Linked DNA regions of Mus musculus: region 2 is linked to region 1. The links are chromatin loops, found by intact Hi-C in ENCODE. Cell type or tissue: heart. All regions are shown on one strand.

Region 1 (4,000 bases):
AACTGAGGAGTAGACAAATTAGTAACTCTCTTAAATTCCCAGGCTGAAGCGCCAAGTCAGGTGGGTGTAGTTTCTTACCTATTTATTTATTCCATACTGCATTGCAGAGAATGAAGTTTGTCAGAATACCCAAAAGCTACTTGATGGATATTGGTGCTCTCTGAGGGCTTGTTCTTTCTAAGAAATTATATTGGATGAACAGCATCTAAACCGTGGCTTATGTTGATCTTGCTTCTTCCAGCCTCCAGGTGTCTCAAACTATCAGAGGTTCACTGGAGAACTCAAGTTCTGAGATCTGAAGAAGATACGAGGTCACTCTATTGCCTCTTTGTTTCCATAAAACACAACCAAATTGACCTCAGCCAGGAAGTGCATCTGGGAATGGTTTGGACTTTGGTTAAGTAGCTAGCCATACGCATGTCTACCTCAGTACATTTTTTCATTAGACTATGTTTCCTGGTTTCAGAAATCAAAGTCAGGGGAGATGATTTAAAAGGCATAGACATTTGTACAGCAAAGCACAGGAAACGTATGCACAGTGCACAGCTGCCCAGATATACCCTCATCTGGGAATAGCCCCTGTTAGGACTTGAAAATGAAATGTCTTCCATAGGCTCATATGCTGAAGGCTCCACTCTCAGGGAGGAGTGCTGTGCTGAGTTTTAGAAAAAAACTTCCTGGAGGACATTGGTGCCCAGGCGTGTACTGTAGACCTTGTATACAGTCTTTTCGCTCTCCAACTACTTACCTATACTCCCATCTCCATGACGCTCTCATGAGTCCATGGTCTCAGAACCCACAGAGCCAGCATCTGAGATCTCTGAAACTTTGTCCTAAAACAAATCCTCACCAAGTTGTTCTCTCGGACTATTTAATTTGATCATAGTTATACAACAAAAGCAGTACACTCTCTTATATAAGCCCAATCTGTATTGCTAATCCATCCTGTTCATTTCTGAACTTACCTCTTTCTAGATGCCAATCCATCTTTCTGCCTCGAGTCAGTCAATGCTTCAGAAAATCCACCAGACGTTACGAGTGGCATAGTGATTACAGGTTCTTAAAAATTATTCTTATTGTTTATCTGTAATGAGTCAAGTTTTTGCACAGTAGGTTTTGGGACAGAGAAAAGGAGATATTTATATTTTCCTCCCTTTCTTTCTGAAAAAAAATAAATGTAAATAGCACAAGCTCCAGAGTAAAGGCCCTTGTCTCTCACACACCCCAGGTCAGAGCCTCTCCAGGGCTTGAGGGGCAGAAGGGCTTGAACCACCAGGAATCAGCCTTGATCTCCTCGATATCCCTGCCCCGTAGACATAACCCAATGGAGAATCTAGAAAGAGACAGAGGTGCTGGCATAGGCTGAACTCTCCACGCAGCCTAATTATAGTCACCAAAGAAGGCCCTTTCTCGTCTCTCCAGATCCTGCCTGACAGCTCATCACTCCACTGGCATTTTTGTCAGGAAAACCTCATTTCTATTTTTATTATGAGAACTGCTTGTCTTTACTGGCTCTTTGTACATAGATCAAGACATTATCAGGGCCTGCACTTTCCCCAGGCGAATGGGAATGACTAATTTTCTCTCTCTATTAAGGACTCTGCTACCTCCACTGGATCCCACAATATTTATTTCACCCTCTAAGACCTTCAGGACCTGGAAAAATGTTAACCTCTCTGGTGCCACATCCCCTTATATTCCAAAGCCTGCTGGTATTTATTTCCTGAGCTTATGGTCAACAGAGAAAGTGGCCCAGAGAGCTTCAAGGCTCACTTGTTTAGTGGGACCTCACTTATAACACAAAGGACAAATTTCTACTTCATTCTTTATAGAACATTTTTTACAAGAAGGGCTTATCTCTAGCTAAATGAGCTGAAGCAGAAAGAGTTTGGAGCCTGGGAAGCCACAAACAGGTGTGAGCTAAAGAAATTGGGAGCCGGGAGACAAACTTGGGACTTCCACAAGGACAGTATGCACTCCTAACCTCAGAACCACTTCACTGGGAACTAATAAAGTCACACGATGACAGCAGAGGCCCAGTGACGGTAGGAAGAAAAAGTTGGCATTAAACTGTGTCTCTTCCAGTGAAAATTACACCCAATAACAGCGATGGTATAAAACCCCTGTGTATAGACAGTGAAGTTCATTCCATGCTCAGGATTCTGAAAAGCATTTATATGTATCATTTTATTTAATCCCTATGTCAGAGTTTTTATTCATGTATCCACCCATTCATTACACATTTAATTCATCTATGAATATTTATAGAGTAGTAAATTATGTTCTAAGGATTGTATAATGTTCCCAGTACATGGTGATTAAATATAAACAAACAAGTAACAAGCAAGCAACTACTACTCAAACTGTTCCTGGGATGAAACAAAAAATCAATCTATTACCAGAGAGAGCCATGAAAACTATCAGTGCAATGGAGTCCTGACACAACTAAGTCCTCCTATCTTTATACTTTAGAGTTTATCCCAGGGACATGGAAACATTTCACACAACAATGTATATATAAAGCCGTGATGTTTTTATTCATAAGTAAAATTAGGAGTTGTTCATATATATTTCAATAGGTGAATGTTTAAAGAAACAGCATCATGTCCATATCATGGAACTATATATGTGTGTGTGTGTGTATGGGCATAGAATGTGTGTGTGTGTGTGTATGTATATGTATATGTATACGTATCTGTATCTGTATCTGTATCTGTATCTGTATCTGTATCTGTATCTGTATCTGTATCTGTATCTGTATCTGTATCTGTATATATCTGTATAGACTGAATCTCCAGACAAAAGGAAGTAAACACCAAAGGTTTGCTATTACATGGTTCTGATTTTGAGGTATCTACATTTCGTTCAAGTGAGAATCAGTATTTACCAAAAAGACTTGGGTGGGTAGGGGGTGGATGTTGAGACAACAAAGGAAGTTATGGAACTGCTACGTATCTTGACTGTGGTGGACACTGATCCTCATATATGGTAAAACTGAACAAAATGAAGCATCTCACCCCACCGCATCCATGTGAAACTGCAATAAACCTAGAGAAATTGCAATGAGATCAGTTGATTTTTATCAGTGTACACACCCTGGAATGGGATGCTTTACTATAATTTTGTCAACATGACCATTAAGGAAGCCAAGTGAATGTGCTATCTATTATTCTGTAATAAGTAAAAAATTATCTCAATAAAGAGCTAATCAAACAAGATTACATGGTAAATTTTCTGAGGCCAGTTATTGTTCGTGGTATAAAGGAAAAGATTAGGGCATTAATAGCAATATGGGAACTATGGATAGCAAGGGGATGGGATTAGACTAATGAAGATGTGGTTTTTCATTGGTAATTCAAGGCTGAGAACTTGGTGAGGAACATGGCAAACTGCACATATCCCAGAAAATGAAGCCTTGTGGTAGAGGTATAACCAGGAATGGACATGGTCCGGTAGCAGAAGGAACATGGTAGAGAGGACACAGCATGCAAAGATGAGAGGACCTTCTGCAGGTGTATAATACCTGAGTGAGAAATGGGCTGGAGAGATGGCTCAGAGGTTAAGGACACATGGTTCTTTCAGATGGCCTGAGTGTTGTTCTTAACACACAGGGTTGGTGTTTCACAGCTGTGTGTAGCTCAAGCTCTAAGGAATCCAGTGCCCTCTTCTGGCTTCAACAATCACTATACTCATAGTATGGTGTATCTGCTCACACACACACACACACACACACACACACACACACACACACACACACACACACTATGCATAAATAAAACAACTCTTTAAAAAATGAATGATTGCTCTCAAGTTTTACAGAATTTGTTACTACCATGTAGGTGCTAATAACTGATAGTAAGCCAAAAATCCAGGAAGTTCCTGGCTTGGATCTCAACACCAATGTTGCCATAATATGCACTGCCTCCATTGATACAGCTTCATAGTGATGGGGAAATAGTGGAATGGGAAGAGTACCGTTGTTTAAAGATGAAGGCCTGGC
Region 2 (4,000 bases), 50 kb before region 1:
AGTCAATCCTGTTGTTAGCATCTGGAATCAAGAATGACTTTGCCAATGGACTTGACTTCTTATAATAATAGCAGCTCAGTCAACCCCTGTGGTGAATCAAGATGACACTTAGAATGCCGGACTAAAGAGAGGTCCCAAGGATGATGCCTGGGCTCTTCATTCAAAGACATCAAGAATGGGCTCTGTACTGAAGGTGAACGGTCATGGTCTGCACAGTGTGCTCAGTATCATCATTTTTCCCTGCTTCCTTTTGACCTCTTACTACTGTGAAAACCATTCTACCTGGTTTAGCATGATTGTCTATGTAGTTAGAGGAAAGCAAAGCAAAGCAAAACAAACAAAATGCTTGTCTTATTTGTCTGTTTACTCCATAAGTTTAGTTTACTCCATAAAATAAAGGGTGCCCTGGATACGATATAGTGACACTGGTTTTCCAGAGAAACAGAAAGTAGGAATGGAAATCCCATGTTAACTATGGGACTGACTTTAAAGAAGAGGCCATGAGAGGGACCTCACTAGACACGTAAGGACACATCTGTAGGTACTGACTGTAGCATGAGTCAGGTACTCTCTTAAAACTTAAAAAAAATGCAAATTATTTTTTCTTTAACTGCAGAAAAATTAAGCCACACTGGCCTGAATTTCAAAAGTGTCTCAGGCAGCAATTCAAAAAGGAACATCTTTGGCCACAGAACTGTTGGCTGTTGAGTTTAGAAAGACTGTGAAATTGTGAACAGCATCTCAAGCAGCTCGCCAGTGGCCCTTGCACATAACCATTCATGCTGTTCCCAACTATGCAGGCACAAGGGATCCTAGCAAAGATGAGTCCATAGTCCTCTTCATTTTCTTGTCTTGCTGGAATCACTAAGTTGCTAAAGAAATCTGAATCCTGGCAAAAGGGCCTTTATTCCTGACTCGGGGTGAAACTCCTCAAGCTAAGGGCCAAGGTAGCTAGGGCAGGAAGTGCAAGCTGAAAGGTAAAGAGGCACTAGAATTTCCTACCTATTCTATCATACCACATCCTTTCCTTAAGAACAAAACTGCAATGGGAGGGGGTTTAGTTTCTTTGAGCCTCCACAAAGCAGCAAGAAGGCTAGCACCTTCATGTGCACAGCCTTGCAGTGTGCTCTGTGTGGAGGAGAGGGGAAGGGTGCAGTGGGTCCCAGTAGCTCATCGGAGGCTCCTCACTGACACACACAGAAGGACTTGTAGGTCACTAGTTCAGAAGTTTCCTTTTGGGAAACAAATGAGAATGGATCAGGTTAACATTTGCAAGTAAAATAACTTGCTCCATTCCACACTAACCAGTTATGTTTCTTGAACATTTTGCCAAAGAGGAAGAAATAGTGCCTTCCCAGCTTTGCAGTTGGTTCTAGCGTCTTCTCATCTATCATTGGGGTAATACGTTCAGAGTGGCATTTTGTAATGACAGAAACATCCCAGCAAATCGATAGTTATTTAATTCCCAACAAGCTCTCGAGTCCATTAAACCTGATTACATTCACCCATTTCTGTGGGTGCCGTTATTCTCCTGCACCAGCACTTAATCTATAACAGGAACTTATGAGAACTTTCAAAAGCAATTTCAGCATCAATCAGCACGGACTGAAATGAGCGATTTGCTTGTAATTATTTATCGGATAGGGCAGCACAGGGGCCGACAAAACTCCAGCCTTTGACCTTCACCCCAAATTTCCAACAGAAGCCAAAAGCACTGTTACTCTGCTTCACCTTCAAGTCCTAAGTTTCATGTCACCATCTGGCCACAAGTTCCCTTCCTTGGTGCCAGGGCCATTCTCTGCTGGTCTATTTACCTATAACATAGAAGTGTAGCAATAGTATCCATACATCTAGGGTAATTGGCAGTTCTGATGCTATCGGGATTGACGTCTGGGTGCATTCTGCCACCCAGCTTCTGACAGTTAATAGAAGGTCACAGTCACAGTCACAGTCAAAGAATAAAAAGAATATTTGTTCAATCCTCCACAGAAGTCGTCATTAATGAATTAGAGTTTTGTAGAACTCTCAGAGAGGGCTGGGTGGGAGTGGGGCTACAGGAAAAAAAGCTAAAGTGTTGTACTGCATATATTTAATTTTCCTTTCCCATAGAAAGGAGATTTAGGATTTATTACTTAGGGTTGCTTATTTCTAAAGAACAGCAACAAATAGCCACTTGCTTCCTACAATGACCCACTTCTATCACAAGTGGATGTTGGCTTCCCAGAGAACTGCAGGCGTACACCCAGAAGCAGTGGGTTTGAGTGACAGCAAGGAGGTACAATAAGGCAAAGAAACAGGTCCAATTTCTCGCTAGCACACAAACCTCTCGGTACACAGAATAATAGCCTTAGCAGTCAAAACAACAGGCATCCTAACTTCTCCCCAGCTGCCGAGAATACAAACAGTTGGCATCGAATTTGCAGAATAACCTCTGAACTTCCTAGCGAGACCATTCTCAGTGTACCCTCTTGTTTGTGGGTCGCCTCTCAGATTTGCAAGGGGAAGCTTCTCTGCAAACAACAACCTGTGTGGGGTGTCCTCAGCAGCACTCTGTATTTCCTGCCCTTCTGTTTCCGGGGTTAAAGCCTTTAAGCAAGCCATATCATGATAAGTTACTGAGCCTCATGATCTGCTCTGGGAGACCCAGTCCCTCAGAAAGCTAGGGAAGAGAGCAAATCTTTTGCCCCCTGGTCAACCTCCCGAAGCAAAGGCATGAATGTTAAACAGCACCCAGATCAATACAAGCAAATACAGCTCAACTACACCATTTATTCATCCATGAGAGATGTCAATAGCCAGATTAAGGTGATCCATCTTTTTGATTTCCTACTGTCTTTCCTTTGACTACACGAGGGCTTTTTTTTCTCTTCCTGTATTAAAAGTGTTTGCTTTCTCAACCATAAAAATTCCAATTATTACTTAGAGCATTCTGGAGTTAAGTTGCTTGCTGGCAAAAGCCATGAATTACCTGCATCAGTCCCGGGAAGTAGGGGGCAGCAGGCACAATCATGGGCACGCCATAAGAATGCAGAAGGACTCCTTGCGACGCCAACATGCTTTAAATGGAGGCTTTATTCCCTCCAAGGCTGAACACATCAATAGAGAGTTAGAGGGGGAAAGAAATCTATAGACCCAACTTCTTCTCAACTACAAAGCCGAGAGCCAAATCACTTCTGTCAGGAGCCAAGTGCTCATCCACAGGCAGCGGAGAGGGAAAGGAAACAAAACCCTGCATCAGCAACTCTTAATGTGAAAGTTTTCTTCCCAGACAAGGAAGGGACGCGGCAGCTGCAGGGTCGGTCGGAGCTACCAAAATGGAAGGAGCTATTTTGGGAGCAGCTCGCCCAACATGACTAACCAAATACTCTTCATTAATTTAGTTCTCAGACCAAGGGAGATGGAGTGACAGGGAATCAGGCGAAAAGAGAAGGCATTTGTCCTGAGGAACTGGGCCAAATTGCAAGGGGCTGGGTCTGCATGAGATTTTTAGAGAGAATAAGTAATAGAAATGTGTAAGCTTACATGACAATCAGTTGCAACTTAAAGAACTTAAACATTTACCCACATAAAAATCATCACCAGAGCCTAGACTTCAGTTCTAAATTGCAACTGGTTGTTATGTGAGTTTGTATACTACCATATAAGCCTGAGGACTGGAATTTGGATCTCCAGTGCCTATGTAAGAAATCAGGCAATGTGTCACACATTCCTAGCACTGGGAAAACAGAGACAGGAGAATGCAGGGTCTCAACTGTCGAGCCAGCATAGCCAAACAGAAACTTCCATGTACAGTGGTTTAGTGGAAGACCCTCTCTCAAAGCGTAAGTAAAAAGCAATAAAGAAAGATACCTGGAGGTCACCCTTTGAACACAGCACATACATTTTCACACCTATACCCATTCCGCCACAGTTATGAACAAAACCAAAAACAACCAAACAAATAAGAACAACAACAACCATAACAACAACACTCAAATCTAGCAGGTTCATGTGGGTAGCT

The links. A loop is a pair of places that touch in the nucleus more often than their neighbours do. Peaks named below come from ENCODE experiments on the same cell type or tissue, not always from the same donor. Only the 100,000 strongest peaks of a DNase experiment are listed, where the experiment ranks them.
Region 2: a loop joins it to region 1, with 6 times the contacts of the local background. A loop is called at or near these places in 1 of 42 quality-filtered maps.

What each region holds. Positions count from the first base shown.
Region 1 is chr16:7,019,427-7,023,426 of GRCm38, reverse strand. It overlaps a transcript of Rbfox1 not described here. Among named protein-coding and RNA genes, the nearest start is that of Rbfox1, 48 kb to the left of the region's middle. In heart, no CTCF peak of the experiment used is centred here; no DNase peak of the experiment used is centred here.
Region 2 is chr16:7,069,054-7,073,053 of GRCm38, reverse strand. Rbfox1 (RNA binding protein, fox-1 homolog (C. elegans) 1) reads right to left here and starts at 3,219. Exons shown (of 13, transcript NM_183188.2): 1 at 2,969-3,219. The coding sequence starts at 3,055. In heart, no CTCF peak of the experiment used is centred here; no DNase peak of the experiment used is centred here; H3K4me3 peaks cover 493 bases; H3K27ac peaks cover 628 bases.